Linked DNA regions of Homo sapiens: all the other regions are linked to region 1. Evidence: chromatin loops called from intact Hi-C (ENCODE). Cell type or tissue: heart left ventricle. All regions are shown on one strand.

The links. Hi-C counts contacts between places; a loop is a spot of excess contacts. Peaks named below come from ENCODE experiments on the same cell type or tissue, not always from the same donor. Only the 100,000 strongest peaks of a DNase experiment are listed, where the experiment ranks them.
Region 2: a loop joins it to region 1, with 5 times the contacts of the local background. A loop is called at or near these places in 82 of 110 quality-filtered maps.
Region 3: a loop joins it to region 1, with 2.5 times the contacts of the local background. A loop is called at or near these places in 22 of 110 quality-filtered maps.

The regions. Positions count from the first base shown.
Region 1 is chr1:116,480,653-116,488,652 of GRCh38, forward strand. It overlaps LOC112268235 (a long non-coding RNA gene), which reads left to right. Exons shown (of 2, transcript XR_002958352.2): 1 at 1-8,000. Among named protein-coding and RNA genes, the nearest start is that of LINC01762, 5.8 kb to the left of the region's middle. RefSeq lists an enhancer at 2,696-3,196. In heart left ventricle, a CTCF peak has its summit at 4,782 (motif pointing left); DNase peaks (open chromatin) are centred at 3,062 and 4,779; H3K27ac peaks cover 1,181 bases.
Region 2 is chr1:116,357,412-116,365,411 of GRCh38, forward strand. No RefSeq gene overlaps it. Among named protein-coding and RNA genes, the nearest start is that of ATP1A1, 12 kb to the right of the region's middle. In heart left ventricle, a CTCF peak has its summit at 3,533 (motif pointing right); no DNase peak of the experiment used is centred here.
Region 3 is chr1:116,228,186-116,236,185 of GRCh38, forward strand. No RefSeq gene overlaps it. Among named protein-coding and RNA genes, the nearest start is that of MAB21L3, 120 kb to the left of the region's middle. RefSeq lists an enhancer at 2,543-3,080. In heart left ventricle, a CTCF peak has its summit at 4,870; no DNase peak of the experiment used is centred here.

The sequences.
Region 1 (8,000 bases):
CAGTATGGGAAGATATAAAAAGTCCTCTGGAGATGGATGGTGGTGTTTGTTGCATAATAATGTGAATATATTTAAAGCCAACAAACTGCGCCTGTAAAAATAGTTACAATGGTACATTTTATGTTATGTATATTTTACCACAATCAAAAATTGACAAGAAAGTCCCACAGACACTTCACTAGGCCAATCCAGTGTAACAGCTTGCATGACTATAATACATTATCAAAACCAGGGAACTGACATTGGTACAACCCAGACTCATTCAGACTTCACAAGTACTCGTGTGTGTGCGCGTGTGTGCGTGTGTATGTGTGTGTGTGTGTGTGTAGCTCTATGCAATTTTATCACCTGTGTGGCGCTGTTTCATCACAAGCCACTCTTTGTGCTGTCCTCTGTGGCCACACTTGCTCCTTCCTGACAACTAACCTGTGCCTCATCTCTATAATTGTTTCACTTAAAAAATGTTACAAAATGAAGTCATACAGTATGTAACCTTTTGAGATAGGCTTTGTTCACCACATAACTGCCTCGAGATCCACCCACGTTGTTGCATGTATCAATAGTTTATTCCTTTTTATTGTTGGATAGGACTCAATGATATGGATGGAAATGTTTGATTATATTTTTACATCTACCATTAATAAATTCAATTTTCTGTCCACATTAAGACCATCGGTGAATGGACTTGATTCCAATGTGACCACTACAGGAATGGCGTCCAAGGGGCTCACCAGAGCATCCTAGCCTCCACCCACCCATGCAGGGGCTTTTGTCTGGGCCATAGGCTGTTTCATTGAAGAAATGGGTCCTACCGGGCCAGCTGTTCTGCCTACTGACTTTCAGCTGTGGGGACCACAGTGCATAGGCAGTAAGATAGACAGGAACACCTTCAGTAAACAGAGAAGGTACAGTCTCAACCCCCGGCTTGCCCAACCTCAGGGCTGAGACTCCAGCAGTGGCATCATGGGAACAGGCAGCTGGGGTTCCTTTAAGAAGGAAGGTAAACTCCAGCAACAGTTGTTTAAAAATATGATGCTTTCCAATTCTCAGAGGGGAGCTTTTATATTTCCACCACTCACTGTGGCCCAAACCTCACTGTGCTGGAATTTAGCTGTCCCCTTGACTGTTGACCCCAACACAGCATCAACTCCCAGCCCCGAGCCTCACAAAATGCCTGGCCCCCGTGAGCACACAATAAATGTTGCCGCAGGAGTTGGTGTTATTGAAGGAGAGAGGCGAGTCAAAGGGGCCTACAGAGGATGACCAACTCTAACAAGCAAGAGCTGCTTTCATTTCATTTTTAAAACCTGCTACCTTAGCTCTGGCAGGAGCCAGAGTACGAGAGAGGAGCAATAAAACCATCCCTTTCTTCCTCTCACTTCCAGCCCTGACTGCCCTCCCCTCATCCCTTCACACCCCAGATCTTCCTCCCAGACTCTAGGGAGAACTTTGTGTTCTGGGGAGGGTGGGGCTTCTTACTGAAGGGCAGGTGTCAGTGTAGGTGAATAAGCAGGTTGGGTGGGGGTTGGGTGAAGGTGAGGTCACTCAAGGGGACTCTTCGGCCACGTAGGAATGAAGGAACAAGATTGAAGTCACACCCCCCAAAAACCAACAGAGGTTCTTTGAGCCTTTTCCTCCAACTCTCCTTCACCACATCCATGCCTTAGCTTCCCAACCTTGGCCTCTTTGCTATGGGCAACCTGAATAGTTTGCATTTCTAGACAAATAGGTGAAAGAAAAGAGCAGCCATAACCCAACATCCCTGTAACTGGCCCGGGGCCCCAGATCCTGGGACTTTCCCCAACAGCTGGATACTTCTTCCTCTGTGAAAGATAACAGGGATTGGCTGGAGCTAACCCAAAAAGCAAGCAGACATAGACACAGGCTCTTGGAAAAGACCAAATACTACTCAAACCCAGGGATTTGGTTTCCCCACCCCCAAGGACCCAGGAAGAGGTTGCTCACAGCTGGGTGAGGTGCAGCACTTTCCACAGGAATCATGGCCTGGCTCTTTCCAGGGTAGGGGAGGAGCAGGTGCCGCTCCTCTCTGGGCATGCGTGCCTCCTGGGTGTCCTTCATGGAGCTTACACAGTGTGCTTTACACAGAGGCTATGGCCTCTCTGGAAGAGTTAAGATCTTTCTATAGCTCTTGAGATGGAGTATTTAACACCAATAAAGGCTTTCACCACCTCCTCAAAGCTTTGAACTGTTTTGTTTTTTAGAGATGGGGTCTTGCTGTGTTGCTCAGACTGGTCTTGAACTCCTGGGTTCAAGCAATTTTCCTGCCTCAGCCTCCTGAGTAGCTGGGACTATAGTTGCCAGCCTGGGTTTCCATCTATATCTTAATAACCAGAGTTGCTGTGCACTGTATCTAGGATTTGGCTTACTTGGCAAACTCTATGTCATAAAATCAGTATTTCTTCAATAAACTCAATATTTATTTACTATGATCTGGCAGCTGAAGTAGCCCAAACTTCTGACCTATATTCTGTAAGGTGGAAGAGTGGGCCTTTTAGTAGAAATCTCCAAGACCTAAGAATCTCTATTGAGACCCTGGGGTTAATGCAGGCTCCACCAAATCCAAGTGCTGGCTGGGAGACAGGAGTCAGCAGGATTTCACTGAGATGGTCAATTTTTATCCAGAATAGGGCTATGCCTGCATTAATTTGTCACCAGTGGAATGAAAATACAAACCCGCTGAGTATGATAGTTTGATATGAGGAGTGGTCAGTTATATAGAAAATTTAAAACAGAAAGCCCATGAGAAGTTTGCCTTTGGAAATGCCCATTAACTCCTTCCTAACAGGGTGACAGAGAGCTGGTGCCACCACAGGGAGTGTGCTTGTCAGAGCAGACCTCCTCCCCAGGTGGACACCATGACCCTTCACATCCTCCAGATCAAAGCTTCACTTTCCCCTGCTCACAGTGGCTTCTTGGACGACCATGTCTAAACCAGACCCTGCCTGCTATTCTTGACCAGACAGAGAGAACAGCCTGAGTGAAGACTCTGAGGCAGGAGTGAGCATGGCATTAGCAGGGCCTGGCAGAAGGCCAGGATGATGGCCACACTGAGTGCTGGGAAACACAGCACAAGATAAGCCTGGAGAATTGACAAGGGCCGGTCTGTGCAGAACCTGAGGGCCATGGCAAGAAGTCTGCCTTTTCTCCCCATGTCCAGAGCAGGGAAGAAGGATTTGCAAGTTTCTCACACATGCCTTGGCTTAAGCAAAGCTTGCTGGCCTCCTTCAAGCCATAGCACAGGGTGGCGTTTGCCGTGCCTGACTCCCCAAGCTAGGCACTGGGAGTCCAAGTGAACCATCTGGAGGGGTCAACAGTGACGTGAGCAGATAAGCCACAGCACATTGAGCTAGAGGAGGAAAGAGGAATGTGCACATCCCTGCTTGGATGTGGGGGCAGGAGGGGGAGGGCTCCAGGAAACCTCGCACAGATTCTTTGGGCTGCCTAAATCCCGCTGCTCCATGTCTAGGTGGCTGAAGCGCCTCCTGGCCTGCCTCAACCCCTCCTCTGGCCTGTCCTGTTTACCAGCCCTGCCACCTGCCCACTCTAAGAGGCTCCACCCTTCCTTGGAACACGGAGTTCTCTGCCTCTGGACTCTGGGGAGGGTGAGATTGTTGAGGCAGGCGGGCGAGCATGAGAGGGAAGGAAGAGGGAGGGAGGTCAAAGATACAAGGTGAGCTGGAGAAGAAACGGACTGTTTTGAGGATTTCCCCTCACACATTCTGGCTCCTACCTCTGACCGAAAGCAAAGGGAGCAGCTTTTACCAATGGAATGAGGCCAGGGTGTGTTGGCTTACACCCATAATCCTAGCACTTTGGGGAGGCCAAGGTAAGAGGATCAGTTGAGCTCAGGAGTTCAAAACCAGCCTGGGCAAGATAGCGAGACCCCATCTCTACAAAATTTTTTTTTTAATTGGCAGGCATGGTGGCATGTGCCTGTGGTACTAGCTACTTGGAGGCTGAGGTTTGAGGATCTCTTGAGCCCAGGAGGTCAAGGCTACAGCAAGCCATGATCGTGACACTGCACTCTAGCCTGGGTGACAGAGTGAGACCCTGCCTCTAAATAAATTAAATCAATCAATCAATACCAATTAACTAACTAACCAACCTGTCTATCGGGGTCAGTCAGCTCTTATAGTCCCACCTGAATTCTGCTTTGCCTTCTCCTGCAACAGCAACGCCTTCGAAAGTGCTTACTGTGTGCTAGGCAGGCGTTGCACATGGACAGGGACTGGGAGTTCAGATGGCCAGCTGGCCTGCTGTCTGGGGACAGGGGGTTTCCCAGGACCTGAGACTTTCAGTACTAAAACCAGGACAGTCCTGGGCAAGCTGGAACAGCTGGTCACCTGGTGGGAACTGAGCACCCATGGAGTCAGCAGAGAAGGAAGGCGGCACCACAGCATAGCTGGTGGTGGGAGCAAGCAGGAGTCTTTTCCTCCTTAGCACTGGAAGCGCCACTCTTGGCATTTACCTCCCTTCCTGAATGGAGCCCCACCTGTTTTTATGAGGCCTCCCCAGGCCAAGCCCTCAGGATGGGCAGGGGTGGGTTGAGACTGTGCTGTCTCTGCTGTTTGCTAAGGTTGTTCTCATGGTATCACGCTGCCAGAGACTGTCCACTTGGCTCACATTGATGGAGGTCAGCTAAGGACAGGCTGATTAGCTGGCCCCTCAGGGCCTTTCTCTTGGTGACACAGCCTCTGGCTCAGAACAAAGGCCCCTCATTTTGCTGAGGCACAGACTCTTGAACGTGAGAGTGCTGCCACCTGCTGGTCACAGCGCTGCTTCCAGAAGGGGAGCTGGAGCCTCAGGAGGGAGACTGGGCCATGAGCCCAGGTCTGTAGCCTCTCTGTGGGCCACAGCACCACCTCCCAGCATGCCCTGGGCCAGATAGCTGAAGAAAAGAAGCTGGGGACCCCCCTAACAGGTATGCCTTGAAGGGGACTGCAAGGCTCTCTCATGCCAGAACTCTCTCAGGCTGGCCATGGATTCCCAGAATTCCCAGCCAGCGTGGGCACTCTTAGCTATAATAGAACCCTCGGCCCAGTGGTGTGCTGGAGCTGCTGGGCAGGAGGCAATCATCAAATATTCAGGAAATTTACCAGCTGCACTGGTCATGGTGGGAGTATTTACACCATGGAAATTGGCAAAGGCTACAGATTAAGAGTTTTCTCCACCCGTAACTCTTCCTCCAGTGGATTTATCAGTACACCTTTGCAAAACCTCTATCAAACTTAAAATGTTGTCACCTGAGAAGGGGCAAGTACCAGCCTGTTTGTAAAGGTTTCTCAGATAAAGCATCAAGTATGGAATTGGCATCATAGAGAAGAAATACATTCTGATAAGAGGGAGATTGTGAGGAAGGAAATTTTGTTAAGCTCCCTAAGAACAACTAAGGTAATAGTTAAGGGCTCTGCGATGAGAAACACATGGATTCAAGTAGCAGCTCTTCTACTTGCTAACTGAATGATGCTGGTCAAATTGCTTCATCTCTAGCTTCCAGTTTCCCTGTCTGCAAGTGGGGGTATTGGGAGTAGTTGCCTCATGTAGTTGTGAGGTGATGCGTTTGATGAATCTAAGTGCTTAGAACATTGCCAGGCAGAAAGCAAGTGCTCAATACATCTTAGATATTATCAGATATTGATTAGAACCTCCACTTCAGCAGGCTTAAACTGATCTTGACATCTTCCTGGTAAAACCAGTTTCACCTCTAGATGTCTTTTACAGGGTTGGGGAATGAAGACTGGTTCTTCCATCCTCCCCGGCAGCTAACCTTTAACATCAGCCTCGGTTTGGGCTATTCATTTGTACTTGTCCCCTACAGTTAGTATGTAAGAAAATGTATCCCCTATACTCTTAATATGATAAAGTACATCCTGAATGTAAAGTATCTAAGCAGTGAACACTTGCCAAACCAACCCAAAATATTTTGTGTAAATGAGTCACTGGCCAGTTAAGAGGTCAAGTATAGAAAGGGCAGGACTCAGATCCGATTCCAACTCCAAGACCTGAGTCATCCTCAGTTGTATTGCATCTGATTTAAAGGAAGATTATGTTAACAAGACACAAATTGAATAGAATTGGGGAAAATGGGAATCTGAGAGCAGTGCTCTTTCAGTGGAAAGAGACATGGGGCTTAGAGGACATGAGCTCCCCTCTCATGAGAGTGGAGGGCTTGGTTGTGCAGTAAAGAGAGTTGGTGAAGTTTCTATAGAGCCTGATGGACTAAAGCCCAAGAACTGACCTGATGGACTTGCCCCATCCAAGACTCTGGTCACCCCTCAATCTTTGAATGAATACTTTGGCTTCTTGGGTGCTAAAATCCTTGGAAGATGTGTCCTTAGATGAGATACATATATTTCCATTGTTAAAAAGTTATAAATGAGTTTGCATTATACTCTTTTGACTTTTGTTATATGGACAAAGATTAGGTTAGATTTGGTTGCATAAAACAGACAAAACAGTAGCATAAATAAAATGTACATTTATTTCTCTCCCATGTCAATGAAATCCAGATGTTGGCAGCCTGGGACAAGTATGGCAACTCTACAGTCATCATCAGTCACTATCTTATAGCTCCATTATCTTCAACATGAGTTTTTGTCTAGTGGTTTAAGATGGTCACTGGAGCTCCATCCAGGCTGCTTTCTTGCCAACAAAAAAATCATATTTTCCCAAAGTCTGACAAATCACTGCCCAGGTGTACTCATGCAAACCCATTCTGATGCAAGAAAACTGAAAAATGTCTTTATTCCAACTAGGGGTAGGAGGCATTTGCCTAGCTAAAAATTAAGGATTCTATTTTTAATAAAGTAAGGTAGCTAGATATTGGTGGACAGCCCACAATCTCTACCAAAGTAGATCAATTTCCCTAAGCCTGCTCATTTTTGACATCAGAGAACTGCTGCACAACAACCCCCAGGATAAACCACCCTGTGAGCCCAGGAAGAGAAGATGGCTGGATTCCCTCTCAACACTCTCCTGCCTCAGTGTGAATTTAATCCCCATACCCCATAAGCCCCAGAGCCTCCATTCTGTTGCTGCTACAGCACCTGTCCAAAGTTCCCTCCTTTCCAATTTTGGTCTCATCACTAAACTTCAGACCTCCGTGACCACTGGTCTGGACTTTTGCAATAATGCCCTCATTGTTCTTCTGCCTCTACTCACTCTCCAAGCCTTTCTGCTGATGGATTGCTCTTCCTGAGGCACAAGTCCCACCATGATATATCCCTGCTCAAGAATGTCCATGGTTTCCCATTTTCTGCCCTAAAGTCTAAATTCCTTAGAATCCTGAAGGCTTTCTATGACAAGGCCTTTCCCTGAATTCCTAAGCTCATCACTCTGAAGACACTTGGAGATCCAGCAAGTGCCACTCCTTAAATATGACTTGAACACTTCTGCCTCCATGCCTTCCTTCCTGCTCTTCTTTCTGCTTGGCATGCTCTTCCTTTGTCTCAGCCTGCCTAAATCCTACCCATCTCACAAAGCTCAGGACAAAGGCCTCCTCCCCCATGAAGCTTTGCCCAAGCTAGAATGACCGTCACCCTCCTAAGTGTTGCCACAGGGCATTATGCTTCCATTCGGCTCACATTACAAGTATTTCTGTGTTCCCTACTAGAGTGGGGCTGGGCTATGCTTGCTTGCTCACAGCATCTCACATTAGTGCCTGCCATATCAGCAACATGCAATGAGCGTTGGTAGAACTGAATTGCAGAGTACAGCTGGGGCTCCGTGGAACAGAACCAGTTGGAAATAGGATGTGAATGAGAACAGCTCACAGAATGACCTGCTGTGCCTGCCAGAATTTGGAAAGTTGGGGTGACCACTGACACCACTCTGGGAGCAAGTATTCGGGTTCCACTTAAATATACAAATGTAGGCCCAGGACTTCCACCAAAATGAAGCCCCTTCTGGGCTTGTGTTTGAGGAGCTGTATAGGGTGATAGAGTGACACTGGTAAGGATTGCTGTCCTCTCTACTTTATT
Region 2 (8,000 bases), 120 kb before region 1:
ACTGCCACCTCTGCCTCCCAGGTTTAAGCTATTCTCCCACCTCAGCCTCCCAAGTAGCTGGGACTACAGGCATGTGCCACCATGTCCAGCTAGTTGTTTCTATTCTAGTAGTGACAGTGTTTCGCCATGTTGGCCAGGCTGGTCTCCTGGCCTCAAGTGATCCATCCACCTCAGTTTCCACTATGGACAGTTTCTCTGAGGCATGTACTCAGAAAGGAGATTGCTGAGTCATAGGATCATGCATACAAGATTTCTATAAAAATTGCTATATTGCTTTCTGGAAGAGCTATAGTAATTTACCTTCCCACACCAGCAGGGCAAAGGTTTTGTTCCAACTTATACTCAATAGCCCTTGGTGTTGTCTGATTGTGTAGATTTTGCCAATCTGATGGATTTGAAGTACCATCTCAATAGTGCTCTGTTGTGCTGTTCTCTGATTGATGGTTAGGTTGAGTATCTATGTCTTCAGGAGATTATAAACCACTCAGGATTCCCCTTCTGTGAATTGCCTATCCGCATCGTCTTTTTTTCTATCACTTTTTTCTATCTTTATTATTGCTGACCTGCATTAATCTCTGGTACATTCTAGCTATTGATACCTTTAAAGTTTTAGGCATTGCAAAGACTTCTAGAATGTCACCAGTCACTTGTCACTGTTAACTTTGTTCACGATGCCCTTCATTGAACACAAGTCTTTCATTTTTGATTAGTGTACAATTCGTCAATTTATTTCTTGACAGCTTGAGCATATGAGGCTTTATTTAATAATTTTTCTACCACCCAAGGGCAAACAGATATTCCCCTACATTTTCTTCTATTCACTTTACAGGTTTCCTTTCACATTTTGAAATTACTCCATTTTGAGCTTTTTTTTTAAATGGGTCAATATAGGGATTCAACTGTATTTTTCTCCCTATAGTAATACTTTTCTCTGAAGTATTTTCTAAATTGGCCTTTTCTTTTGCTATGCACTTGTCAAGCTGTCCCCATCATTACTTATTTTTCACAGATGCACAGTTTGATTTGGGGACTTTTCATTTTTCCCTTTCGTCTCTTTGCTTATTCTGCACCTAAACTTTATAACATCAGTTACTATGTCTTTCTCAAATCTCATTTTCTAGTAAAATGGTTCTATTCTTTTGTTCTTTTTCAAAATTGCTTAGTTACTCAAGAGCCTTTATGCTTTCTTATAAAATTTAAAATCAGTTTACCATAATTTCAGAAATTCCTACTGTGATTTTGATTGGAATTGTCATGAAATACATAAAACAATCTGGAGACAAATGACATAATAGCAACAATAAATTGCCCTAGTCATTTATTTAGGTCTTTTCTTTTTTCTTTTAATAGAGCAATAGAGCTAAAATGTTTTTCTCAGTAAAAATTCATACATTCTTTATTACTATAATACCAGACACTCTTGTTGCTTCAGTAAATTATATCTTTATATATAATTTTATAAATTCATGCTATATTTGATATTTGTACCCTGTGGTGTCTTCAGGGCTGCATATGAGAAGAGGGAGCCAACACCTGAGGGATATGCCCTCTTGTTTGTAATCATATTTAATATCTATATATTCATGCACATATTCAACATCTTGTTCCATTGGTAACTAGTGGTCCCAATAAAACTGGAATCTTCATTAAGATGATTACCTGAATACTAAATTTCATATTACTTTCCTAAAGACTTAGTTCAGTGCTATATACACATAGACAGGAGACAGCTATAGCCTGAGAGGTACACAGCTGAACTGAAATCAAAAGACTTGAGTGAAATCTTTTCTGTACCTCTGACTCTGAGCCAGGCCATAATCCCTCTGAATCTCAGCTTCCTCATTCCTAACACATGATTAATGAGGTTGTCACAAAAATTCAAAGAGAAAATAGATTTATCATGCACAGAATTTGACATGTGGAACCAATGCCCTGCTATTTGAATCTAAAGGCAAGAAATGCTTAAATCAGCTACAGCCAAAGAAGAGTAATGGCAGGAAAGCATTATAACTTCAAAAACTGTTTTCCAGTGGTTAAACATTATTACCAAAGTTACTTCAGTCAAAGACATCAAAGAAAATTTATAATCTTGTCTCCAGATAACATGTACGTTCATCAGTTGCGGCTGAAAAGAAAAGTTCCCACCACCCTGAAGACCATCACTGGCCCTGGACTTCCTAAAGCAGCCCAAGAAACATTTTCTCTGGAAATCTGGTCTTTTGTGTGAGAGTGAAAGCTACTGTGGGTGTTGCAATACTTTTCCTCTGCAAAGAGATGATTTTAGCAGAATCCCAAATAGCACAATAGAATTATCTGTATTCATATGCAAATAAGCACATTTTAAAATATAGTTGAAACAAATAGGAATCCCTTTTATTTCCAATCTCATCTCATGTTTCCATAATGGAGATACTGGGATTAAAGATGATTATAAAGTGAATGTAGATTTGTGAGAAGTAGGCTATCATGAGAAATGCTGGGGGTGTGGAGCCCTTGCAAACACTTCCCAGGATCCGAAAGCAGAAAGGATAGAGGAAAGGCATTAGACTAAGCCATGAGAGTCATGGCAGGAAGAGGATTTGAAGAATGAAGCTTGCAGCACTCTTGTTGAAAGACTGAAGGTAAATGACTGGGCACCTCTTCAATAGCAGCCCTCACTGACCACACTAACAAAAATATTCCCCACACAGCCCCACCTCCTCCCTAGTTACTCTATCATACCACCACCACCTGCTTCATGGTTCTCTTTGAGCTGATAACTATGTTGTATTATCTTGCTTATTTGTTTGTTTGTTTGTTTCCTTTGCTGTTATTTATTTCTTCCACTAGGCTGGAAACTCTGGAGGAACAGGGACATGGCCTATCTTGTTCATGTGCCTCGATCAGTGCTAAGCACAGAATGGACATTCAATAAATGCTATTTGAATGCAAAAAGGGAGTCCAGATCTATCAGAAATGAGGTAATAGCTGTTTCTTGATTTTTTTACATCACACATGGGCATTAGAGGATCTTTGTGGTAGGAAGTAAAATGAGAGGATAGAAACTTACTATAAGGTGCTTTTGTGGAACAAACAACTGTTCAGGTAAGTGCCATCTCAAGCAGTGCTTTGAATTGATCTGCCTGTAACCCTAGGAAAAAAAAAAAGGATGACCATACATTGGCCCTGACCTGTGAATCTACACATTCCTGGGTTTATCTTTCAGATAATTACTGTGGAGTAATATGAGACATAGAGTCTATGGCAATGGCCTTGAATAAATGAGTAATGCAACAAGTTATAAAGTTCTTAAAAGAAAGCCTGAGTATATCTCCTCATTCTTTTGTGCTTCTCTAGCCTATTTCCTTTACATATGGTGGCTGGAGTTGTGAGGGGTGAATTTCTATAAAGTAATAATCGATTGTTCTGTTTTTCCTTTGCTCATACCCCTCTCACTTTATTTTTTGAGGGAGAGAACAAAGAGAATAGGACGGGAAAAATGTCAGACTTCTAATGAAATTACAATTAAAAAAAAAAGAAAGTGATAACACTAAAACCATAAGGCAAACCAGCAGGGGGTGTTAAAGATAAAATTACCACTCAGAAGTCAATGGAAATGTAGTTACAGGCAATTATTGCATGTTCTCTGAGTCTCTTATAAGTGAATTGACCTTTAAAAATAAAATTGCTCTTGATTGTTTTTTAAATCTCATTTTCTGTGCTTCTGAGATTATTTCCAACTGATGTCCATATACTTTTAAAATCTCCAAATGGATTATTATAAATAATAGTTAATCAAAATTTCTTAGATTATTAACCTTCCCTTAAATTTAAAAAATATTTATGTTGTGTATCTCACAATCAATAAACAAATCATGGCAGTGCCATAAAGCAGGCTGTCACACAGTCATGAAATAATCTGTTTTAAGCACTATTTTAAGATACACAGGAATGTTCATTATATAATCTTAATCATTGTATAAACAGGTATAAAACCACACATAGAGAATGTCTTTGTGTTTTCTTGTGTTTAAAATTATTATGGAATTATGAGTGTGATTATGAGTGAGTTTTGTTTTCATATATAACTATTTCTCTGTAATTTCTGAGTTCTCTTTAGTAAACATGTCAGACTAAAAATCAGAAAAAAAATTCATAATAATGCTCAGATACCTTTGAACAGAATTTAATTTATCTGTAAGGTATTTGTTTCTATAGGTAAAGAATAGACACTATTCTTCTTTTTTAAATGGAAATACTGAGGCATCATGAAATGCCCTGCTTCTAATCATATAATTCATGGCAAAGAACTGGAATCAGAAATAGAAACCAACCTCCTGGATTGGCAGGATTTATCCTCCTCTTTACTTACATAAACCTGGTGAGAAATGTGCAGGGACAGTCTTTCCCTGGGGCCTCTGGGTGGCTGGCCCTGCGGGACTGCCTTCCTCTCTGCACTGGGTGTCTCTAGAGGAGGCCCAGTGTGTGAGTGAGCCCAAGGCTTTCCTTCCGTGGATCGGCTCTCTCCAACCTTCTACTAAGGGAAGGGAGGAATCCTGGAATATAGCTGCAGATTTTCAAAACTTTTAAACAATTGGATCTATCTGGTTGAGATAATTTCAGATACAAATGCTACTGTCAGCAAAGGGCAATGTTTCTATGTTGCTAAATTGCTGGAAGCCTAACTTCAGAATCACTGTGTTCTTGTCTCCCTGAACAATGCTTGAGAACAGGGACTATGCCTATTTTTTTCCAAAGACTCCTAAACCAGTCCCCAGTACAGAGACATTATGCTCATCATGAAATCTTTGTAAATATGTATTAACTCACTGGTCATTAGCCTTCGAACATTGCACCCAGGGGCACTAGTTCATGTGCTGGTGGACAGCACGTGCCACATGCCCTGTCTCACCACCATATGAGATGGCGCGTTCATCAAATGTGGGATCTCTGAATTTCCATCTGGAGAATCAGTAAATCTTTTCACTTACTTTCAAGTGGCTCTTTTAATTTTTTAAAGTGCCAAATGACAACTATGTCTTTCTTTTGGTCCTGGCTCTTAATAAACAACAACAAAAAAATTGGTTATTTGTCCCCACCCATAGAGATTTGGCTTTAACTGGTCCCAAATGATGTGCAGGCATTGGTATTTGAAAAAATATTTTTTGACGATCCTAAGGCTCAGCCAGGGTTGAGAACTACTGATTTAAACTGTGAATCTTTGTGAATCTTTGCCTCTATGACATATTTAGTATCTGTGATTTATCTGATGCCAAGTCTTTGGTCAAGAATGCAACATCCAATTATAACACAGATCCCACGGGTAAGACCAGTTTTAGGATTTTCCATGTGGTTTCCAGAAATGTACTGCAGTATTGTTGGATATTTTATACTTGGCCGATGCTCCAATACCCTCAAAAAAAGTACCTAGGAGAGACCTGTTTCCTTGATGTTTGTAGAGATTGTGGGAGTGCCCAAGAAAAAATCACAATATGGGTCTCCTACAAAAGCCTAATCTTTTATTATCAGTGAGACATGGTAAGAAGAGTAGCCTGAACAAGGAAAATGAAGTTACCCAAGGAATCTCTGATGCCTATGTTGAAAGAGGGGAGTTGTGCTGCTAAGACAACAGCCCCTGTCCCTAGGGTACTGGGACTCCAGGTCCCTCCAGCTTCCCTGCATCCCTATCCAGCAAGGGGACCTAGAATCAGTACTTTCCCCACCACTGCTCTATTCCAAAGCACGAGGAATCTGATTTTTTTGAACTCTAAGCAAAGATTCAGATGTGAGAAGATGGAGTCTTACCTGATTAAAGCCAGGAGAAGAGACTATTCTACATAAAGGCAGAGATGTGGATAGATGGATGCCATGGCATCAGTGAGAGAAGCAAGAGTGGGCCAAGGAACCAAGAGAGTTGAGATAATGTCCATTTGGCAAGAAGGAGGAGAATGAAGAGACAATAACGTCTCAGAGGCTTAAAATGTTAGTGATTCAAGATCGATATTGGAAGAGTCTTATTGGACAGAAATTAGTTTTGAGGAGGAAGTTCATGAACTTAAATGCCTGAGGACAGGATATTGTGGATAAAATAATATTATGGCACCTTTTCAAATTTAGGCAAGTGGTCATTTATTGGATTAAGAAAGGAGATCATGAGGCTGAGTGAGCCTGCTGGGAGTTGGTCCAGGCTACGTGAGGCTGCGTTAGCCTCACTCCCCATCCCCAGTATCTGCTCAGGCCTGCTCCACCTGCACACCAGGCCCAGGCCCCCAAGCAGCTGCCCTCCCTGTCCTCATCAGAATTTTTCTGTAGGATCCTCCTGTTCTCCTTAGCTTCTACGGGAGCCAAGATGGCCATGGAGTGGAGCTGAGCAACATCACCCAGCAGCCTGAGGAGCCCCTGTGCAGGTGTGATGCAGGGTCCAGGGGACTGTCATTGGAAGGAGAAGTGGCTTCCCAGGAAAGAAGCTGAGGGAGCTAATCCTGAGCCTGGGAACCCTGTAAAAAAATTTTAATTTAACCTTACCTTGACAAGACCGGGCACGGTGGCTCACACCTGTAATCCCAGCACTTTGGGAAGCCGAGGCGGGCAGATCACTTGAGGCCACGAGTTTGAGACCAGCCTGGCCAACATGGCAAAACCCCATCTCTACTAAAAATACAAACATTAGCTAGGTGTGGTGGCACATGCCTGTAATCCCAGCTACTCGGGAGGCTGAGGCACAAGCCGAGATCAGGCCATTGCACTCCAGCCTGGGTGATAGGGCAAGACTCTGTCTCAAAAAAAATAATAATAATAAAATAATAATAATAACAATAATTTTACCGTGACTCAATTTTGTTAAAAGGAAGATGCTTCCGTGGATTCTCTCAACTTGAAAACAGTTTGTGTGTGTCTGTCTGTGTGTGTGTGTTTGTGTGACACATAAGTACACAGGGCATCATGGAAAATTCTGTTTTAAAGGAGCTGGTCTTTTAAATTACATGTTTTGGATAAGCCTCATTTTTTTTGTTTAGAAGCAAAATATTTCTGCTCTCAGAATTGATTCTTTTCTAGTGGCCCCTAACGCTAAGGAAACAGCATGGTGCAGTGGAAAGAGAAGGGGCTGGGGATCTCACTTTGACATTAAGCAGCAGCTCTGTGACCCTGGAGAAAGCACATGTACCCACTCAGCATCAATCCCACCCTGTAAAAGAGGAGGGGAAATTTCTGGCATAGAATTCTCATTCCATAAGCTCAGTGCTGTTTGTAAAACCCAACCTACTTGTGAACAAGAGCTCTATCCTATGCATATCTACCCTCTCAATTCACGAATCCAATGTTGCCTGAGCAAAGCTCCCACTTGCGCTCAATTCTGTTGCAGACATTTCAGACACATGGGAAATGGACTCAGAGGACTTGCTCAAGACCACCCAAGTTCATAGCAGTTCTGTTTTATGCTATATCTTGTCCTAGCCAACCCTTTCTCTTGACATCAGCTCTGTCTGTGCACATAGATGGACAGCATCATTGGCCCAGACCGCTCTGGCTGGGGAGGTGCATATTTGACTTAATAAATGAGAGTCTGAGGTGGGGGAACAGGACGGCACTTCCACAAACCGTTCATGCTGCATGATTATGCCTCCCCTGGAGGAACAGGAGTAAACTGGCAATGAAGAAAGCAGCAGAGAAGGGTAGGATTTGGCATCCAAACCTGAGGTAGATCCTTGACATCTCTCCCAGGCTGCCCACTCCTCTCTCCACTATTGGAGGAGCTGGAAACTCTCAGCCTCCTGAGTCCTCTAGGAGAGCAAGGTGATTTAAGTCACACATATTTCTGTGACATGAATGTCCAAACAGGAAGCCAAAGGGAACTGGCTTTGCAGTTTTTTTAAGGCAGCATGTGGCTAGGAATGGACATGACCAATCATTACTGCTATAATTTGACATGTCTCCAGCCTAAGAAATCTACCATGCATTGAGGTAACCTGATATAAAACCGCTTTCACTATTTTGAAATTAAGGTTTCTCCACTGCTCATG
Region 3 (8,000 bases), 250 kb before region 1:
GTGGCTTGTTTTTTGAAACTAAGTGAAAGAAGTTACATTAATTTTGAGGTATTCATTACAGTCCATCATTTCATGATTTTAACTGAGTATGTTAACAAATATGTTTTCTACATTGCTCGGAGTTGGATTGTTTGCAAAGCAGATAAACTTGCTGCTTTGACTTTATTCAAATCATTGATTAAAATATTGAATAGGATTGGGCCAAGGGCAAGGATCCTCCCTTCAGAAGGCCAGGGTTTTATTACTGGATAAGGGCCTTCATCCACCTATGAATCTACCCATGGATACACTGACTGTCCAGCCCACATTTCTCCATCTGATTTTCATCATGATAAATTTGTCAAACTCCTGAACTGACTTAATTAATGCATTAATTATAACTGTCCCTTAGCATTAGAGAAAACTCTAGACCAATGGGCATGGCACAAGTTCATTTTGTGGGTGGAGTCAGAGGAGCAGCAAAATGGGCCCCACAGAGAGATCAGAGCAGCACAGAGGCCCTGGGTATCTAAGGGTGTGGGAGGTTTTGGAGATGAGGAAGTTAGATGATTTCATTCCTTTCACAGTTTGCCCAGGCAGATCTCATAGGGGATATATATGAGCTTTAGTCAGTGAGTATGCAGTTAACTAGCACTTCATAGCGGTGAGACACTGTGGCATAAGCACAGTACTACAAAGACAGTCCCTCCACTCCCAGGACCAGAATCAACATATCCTCATTACGAGAATTTTAGGCACATCTTAAGACTTTCCTGAAGCCCTAGAGCCCTTAAGCTTGGGCAGGAGAGAAACTGTGCTAAACTTCTCTAAGAGCTGGTGTTGGGCAGGGGGCTCCATAGAGCACGTCTTCTGGGGAAGGTTATACAGGATCTGTAATACTACAAAGGGGGCAAAGCTCTGATGCAGGAGTCAAGGAGCCTAGGGAACACTGGACACATACTCTGTGAGACTTGTTGAGCACAGAGAAGCTGGCTAAGACTTCCCTGGGGACTTTTCACCATGGGAGTTTGAATTTAGGTTTGCGTGTTTATGTGAAATTCTTCACATTGAACATTTGTGAGAAGATAGCATTTCAGAATTGTACCAGTTTTGTAGGACTGTTGGAATAAATTATCCCAATGGGTGACTTAAAACAATAGAACTCAGCTGGGCGCAGTGGCTCACGCCTGTAATCCCAGCATTTTGGGAGGCCGAGGTGAGTGTATCATGAGGTCAGGAGTTTGAGACCAACCTGGTCAGCATGGTGAAACCCCGTCTCTACTAAAAATACAAAAATTAGCCAGGTGTGGTGGCAGGTACCTGTAATCTCAGCTACTTGGGAGGCTGAGGCAGGAGAATAGCTTGAAACTGGAAGGTGGAGGTTGCAGTGAGCCAAGATTGCACCACTGCATTCCAGCCTGGGCAACAAGAGTGAAACTCTGTCAAAAAAAAAAAAAAAGAAAAAGAAAAAGAAAAAAAGACAGTGGAACTTGCCAGGCATGGTGGCTCACACCTGTAATCCCAGCACTTTGGGAAGCCGAGGCGGGTGGATTACCTGAGGTCGGGAGTTTGAGACCAGCCGGACCAACATGGAGAAACCCTGTCTCTACTAAAAATACAAAATTAGCCAGGTGTGGTGGTGCATGCCTGCAATCCCAGCTACTCGGGAGGCTGAGGCAGGAGAATTGCTTGAACTCGGGAGGTGGAGGCTGCAGTGAGCCAAAATTTTGCCATTGCACTCCAGCCTGGGCAACAAGAGTGAAACTCCATCACAAACAAAACAAAAACAATAGAACTCTTGCAGTTCTGCAGTCCAGAAGTCTGAAATCATAGTGTTAGCAGGGCCACACTCCCTTCTGAGGCTCTTGGGAAGAATCTATTCCATGCCTCTCTCCTAGCTTCTAGTGACTGGGGCAATCCTTGGCATTCCTTGGTTGTAGACACATCAATCCCATTTCTGCCTCTGTCTTTACATGGCCTTCTCCTCTTCCGTCTGTCTCAAACATCCCTCTGCCCTGATATTATAAGGACACTGGCCATTGGATGTAGGGCCCACTGAATATCCAGGATGATTTCATCCCAAGAGTCTTAGTTTAATTACGACTGCAAAGATCCTTTTTCCAAACCAGGTAACATTTACAAATTCTAGGGATTGAGACATAGATATGCATACATCTTTTGGGGACCACCATTCAAGAATCCATCTTAATCTTCTACCAAGTCACTCTCTCATGTGGACCTGGAGCAGTGTTTTTGCTGCCAAAAGCAATCAAGAGCTGCAGCTGAAAATGAACAGTGTTATGTATCAGCACCTATGGAGGGAAGCATAGTACAGTGTTTACTGGGACATGGAGAAAGGACACATGTGCGTGCACACACACGCACACACACACACACACGAAACATTTTATTTTAAGCCCACCAAATATCAAGCAGAATCTATTTTCCTTAGATATATCACACCAACTGGAGTGCCTGTAAGTACAACTTGGGTGTGTATATGCATTATGTGTTTAAAATAATCATTTAATTAAGATCCATTGTTATTTTCATTTGTTACTTTTGCTTTTTTTTTTTAATAGTTTGAAGGCTGCTTCTCACTTATCATCAGATCATTGCATTCTTCCCTAGTCTCACTCTTTCACTTGACTCCTTTTGCTCCACCCCAGGTCTTTGATGCTCAGCAAACAGCTGATCAGGGGCCTCTTCTTCCTGTTGTTCACCTGGACTCTCTGGCCACACGTGCCCCATTCCTAATAGCTCCTCCCACCTATTCTAATCATCCCCAAATGGCTGCTGTTGGATGAATTAGCACATGAAGACACCCTGGGAGGAGGGCCAGGGAGCAAGACAGTAAAAATCATTACTGCTAAAGGGCCACTGCTTAAGTAGTAGTTGTGAGCTAAATTCTTTCATTCATCATTCTTTTGGCAGATACTCTCTGAGCACCTGTTATGTGCAAGACACCATTCTGGATCCTAGGAGATGGGGGAATGTAAAGATGATCTCTGCCTCTGAAGCATTTAATGCAATTTTGTAACATCCCATCTTTCAGACTGAGAATTTTGAATCCAAAGTAAAGAAGACAAAGTCATGTCAGTAGAGCGGCCATATGGAACATTGTAAATGTCTTACTGTTTTCGTTCTATATAGGCAGGATTCGCATACATTACCTCATTAAAATTAATGTTGTCACCCTGGTGAGGTGAGTCGCAGCTCACAGTTTTCAGAGGAGGAAACTGAGGCTCAAGTGATAAAGGAGTCTGACCCAGCTTCGCAGTCAGTGAGCAGCAGAGCGGGGGTCCGAGTCCAGGTGGCCTCCATGAAGTCTGCAACTCTTTCCAACTCTGCTGTGAAAGAGGTGGGGCTTGTCTTTGCTCTTTCCCACCTCGACTTCTGAGCCATTGTCAGCGCTCCTCCTTTCTCTTCCTCTACTGGTCCTGAGACCCTGTGTCCCTGGGACTCCTGGCCTCCCCCACCCCAAGACTGCTTGCACTGGCTCCTCTTCAGGGTCGTTGCTTCTCAGTTCTCTAATTTGATAAATTACGCTAATGGCTGAAAATAGGTCAAACACTGCACATTTTCAATCCTATTTTAAGCTTTGGGGAGATCAAGCTTCAATAGAAAATGAATACAAAGACTATTTAATGGACATGCTGGGTGAAGGATAAACTACTTTCCTCATAATACAAACATTTATACAGCATTTATTATCTTGGAGGAAATGAGCTAGGAAATCCATGGGCAGTATGGTGCAATCATGCCCCCCCACCATCCCAATGCTGTGGCACAGAAAGTTTGGCATGGAGAGCCGGTCAGAGCTCTGTTTGAGTCCTTGATGTGAGACACTGGCCAAGTGGCAAGCTCTTGTTGCCACAGGTCTGTAAAATGGAGATGAGAATACCTACTCACGAGGTTCCTGTGGGGATTTGATGAGCTATAAGTAGGCATGCCTGCTAGGTATTAGGAGTTTAATTTTTGAATATGTTAGTTCCTTTCCTTCTCAGAAAGCTAACATTGCAGTTAGGGAGGTAAAGTCACTAACAGGAATTTACTTGAGGTTAACTGCCTTTCCAACAGCCTCACCTTTCTGAACCTTGCAAAAGAACCACACAATCTAGGAAGGTGGTACTTATCGGGAACATAAGTGCTGCTTATTGGGATAGGTGACATGCAAACCACAGGATATAAGCACAGGTGAGAGGACACCAGCTCAGGTGAGAGGGCAGGAGTGAAGGCGAGAGGGCAGGGATACAGGTGAGAAGGTTGGGGTGCAGGTCTATGCCAAGTGGGTAAGGTCAAGCATGTATGGGGTTGGAGGGCAGGAAAGGAGGTGGTGGTGCGTGACAGGGAATGTGCCTCCCTTCCTTGAGTCACTTCTTGTCTTCTTGGCAATCTTTAAAAGCATGTCTTGAATTATCAAAATGATATATGCTTGTAAAAAGAAAAAGTCCAAACACTGCAAAATTGTGTAAGTTCTTTATCAAATTCATGTCCATTGCTTCTCTGATTCTCCCAGTCCCGCTGCCTAGCACTAAGTATTAACTGATGTTGTCCTTCCATACCTTCATCTATGCCAGGTCAAACATTTTTTAAAAAATTTTTAAATCATTGCTTTAATTTTAAAACACTGTTTTACCCTAAGAATTGTTCTGCAACTTGCTCTTTTCATTTTTTGTTTTTTTACTCGAAATCTATCATAGCCAATGTTCCACATCAGTAAGTACAGATGTACCTCATTATTTTTGAAAGTGCTGAATAGTACTACATAGCACAGATAGATATAATTTATTTAATTTGTTCTCAGTAAATTGTCCTCAATTTTTTGCTATTATAAACAATGGGCAATTTCTTCATTAATTCCACAGATGTGAACTGAGTAGTTACTATGTATTAGCCACCAGGCTGTGCCTTAGAGACACAAAAGTGAGTAAAAAGGTCACAGTCCTGTGCCCAAGGATCTCGTGGGCTGGGGAAAGCCTACTTCAGTGCAATAATCACACAGGCCAATGTAAATTGCAACTGTGACTGGGAGGCACACAACTCTCTCGGGGATTAAAATAAGAAGCTGTGACTTTGACAGGAAGTGGAGGAGGGCTTCCATAGGGATGATGGCTGAGGCAGTAGCAGTCACCTAGGTGCAGTAGGGTTATAGCTCTTTCATGCAGAGAACAGCTGCAGAATAGGCCAGCTGTGAAAAGAGCTGGAAAGCACAGGACTAAGGCAGACCAGAGTGGCAGTGGGTGGAGCACAGGGAATCAGTGGGGAGGAGAAGCAGCCTGCAGGGCTAGACCAGCAGGGCCTTGAGTCCACTTATGAGGTTTACCCTCTCTCCTGAGAGCCATGTGATTCCATGAGCGTGTTTAATGCACAGCGTGATGCACAGTGGACCTGTTAGGAGGGACTGCTCTGGTGGGAGATGATGGAGCTTGGCCTATGGTGGTGGCTATGGAGGGGAGAGAAGGGAATTCTTAGAAATATTAAGGAAATAAATGTCATTATTAGGGGTTTGGTGACAGAAGTCATGGGGCCTGTGGCCGGGGGTGAGATATCAGAGTGACTCCTAGATTTCTGGCTTGTGTGATTTGCAGTGAGGATACCACTTACTGAGATAGGCAACATGAACCACAGAGGGGGGTAAAGTGGAGGGGGAAAGGAGAGGGCAGGACACAGCCACCTCCCTTGGGCAACATTTGCCATCACTCTCCTTACTAAATATACCCTGTCATAGTAATTATCTTAATTTAATGTAATTGTTCCCTGTTGGTTCATTTTTCTACTTTTACACTCTTCAGGAGCGGGATCTACACCTTTTAATCTTTAAATCCTCACTGCTGTAAAAAATAACTGAAAGTTGTGTGGCTTAAAACAACAACAGAAATGTACAGTTCTGGAGGCCCGCAGTCCACGATCACAGCGTGGGCAGAGCCACACCTCCTCTGAAGGCTCTCTGGAGAATCCTTCTTGGCCTCTTCCAGTGTTTGGAGGCCCCTGGCATTCCCTGGCCTGGGGCAGCATCACTCCATGTCGTCTCTGTTTTCACATGGGCTTCTCCTCTGTGTCTCTGTCCTCCTTTCTCTTAAAAGGACAACTGGTACTGAATTTAGAGCTCACCCTAAATCCAGAATAATCTCATTTTAGGCTCCTTAACTTAATTACCTCTACTAAGGTCTCTTTTCCAAAGAAGATCACATTCACAGGTTCTGAGGGTTAGGACATGGACATATATTTTGTGGGGTCTCTACTAGACCCACTACACTCAGTAAGCACTGGACGGATGAGAGTCGGTCATACAAAGAACAGGGTACAGTTTAATAACGCTGAAGCAGGGAGCACTGGGCTGGGAAACTAGACAGGAGCAAGATCCTGAATGGCGTGTAAACCCAGCTCTGGAGTTAAGACTGTATTCCCTAGAGTATTTTTTCATAACTCACTTGCTCCAAAAATCACCTGGGAGTTAAGACTGTATCCCCTAGGGTGATGTTTCACAACTCACCAGCTCCAGTAATCATCTGGGGTACCTGCTGTTAAACACTCCGATTCCCAGCCCCTTCACAACCTAGTGAATCAGATTTTTCTCATGGGAGTGGACTGAAAATCTGAATGCCTGACAAGTGCCCCAGATCATTGTAATCTCATTCTTAAAACCTATGGAAGCCTTCTAGGGGAGAGGGTCTGTAAAATGGGACAACGGCTACAACAGTTTCTTAAAAGTTAAACATATACCTGCCATTTAATCCAGCCATTCCACTTTGATGGATTTACCTAAGAGGAAAAAAGGCATATGTGTACACAGAGACTTGTAGTTGAGTGTTCATGGCAGCTTTGTTTGTAATAGTAAAAGACTGAGGGCTGGGTGTGATGGCTCACACCTGTAATCCCAGCACTTTGGGAGGCCAAGGCAGAAGGATTGCTTGAGCCCAGGAGTTTGAGACCAATCTGGGCAACACAGGGAGACCCTATTTCTACAAAAACTAAAATATTAGCCAGGTGTGGTGCACATGCCTGCGGTCCCAACTACTTGGGAGGCTGAGGATCGCTTGAGTCCGGAAATCTGAGGGTGCAGTGAGCTGTGATGGCGCCACTGTACTCCAGCCTGGGCGACAGAATGAGACTTTGTCTCAAAGACAACACAAAACTGAAAAAAACCCAGATGTCCATGAACAGGTGAATGGATAAACAAATTGTGGCAAGTACATACAATGGAATTCTACTGGGCAATATAAAGTAATGAAGCACACTTCAACATAGATGAATCTCAAAATAGCTCTGTTGAGTGAAAGGACACAAATAAAAGAGTATATACTCAATGATTCCATTTGTTTAAAATGCTAGAAAATGCAAACTGCTCTAAAGTGACAGCAGATTCATGATACCTGGGGGCAGGTGGGAAGGGAGTGCTGGGGTGAGGGACTAAAAGGGGCACCAGGAAACTTTTGGGGTGAGGGATATGTGCACTGTCTTGATCATGGTTCTGTTTCACAAGCTTATCCATGTGCCCAGACTTATCAAACTGTATGCTTTAAATATGTTCAGTTTATTGTATATCAATTATACCTCAATAAAACCATTTTTAAAAACTCACTGGAACATAAAAATGCATTACAAATTTAATTTTTTTATTTCAACAGCTTTTGGGGTGCAAGTAGTTTTTGGTTGCATAGATGAATTCTATAGTGGTGAATTCTGAGATTTTAGTGCTCCTGTCACCCAAGTAGTGTACATTGTACCTAATATGTAGTTTTTTTATCCGACACCCCTTCCACCTTCCCACTTCTGGCTCTTCAATGTCCAGTATACCACTCTGTATGCCTGTGCATATTCATAGCTTAGCTTTCACTTATAAGTGAGAACATATAGTGTTTGGCTCTCCATTTCCGAGTTACTTCACTTAGAATAGTGGCCTTCAGCTTCATCCAAGTTGCTGCAAAAAAACATTATTTTGTTCCTTTTTATGGCTGAGTAGTATTCCATGGTGTATATCTACCACATTTTCTTTAGCTACTCATTGGTCTTTATCC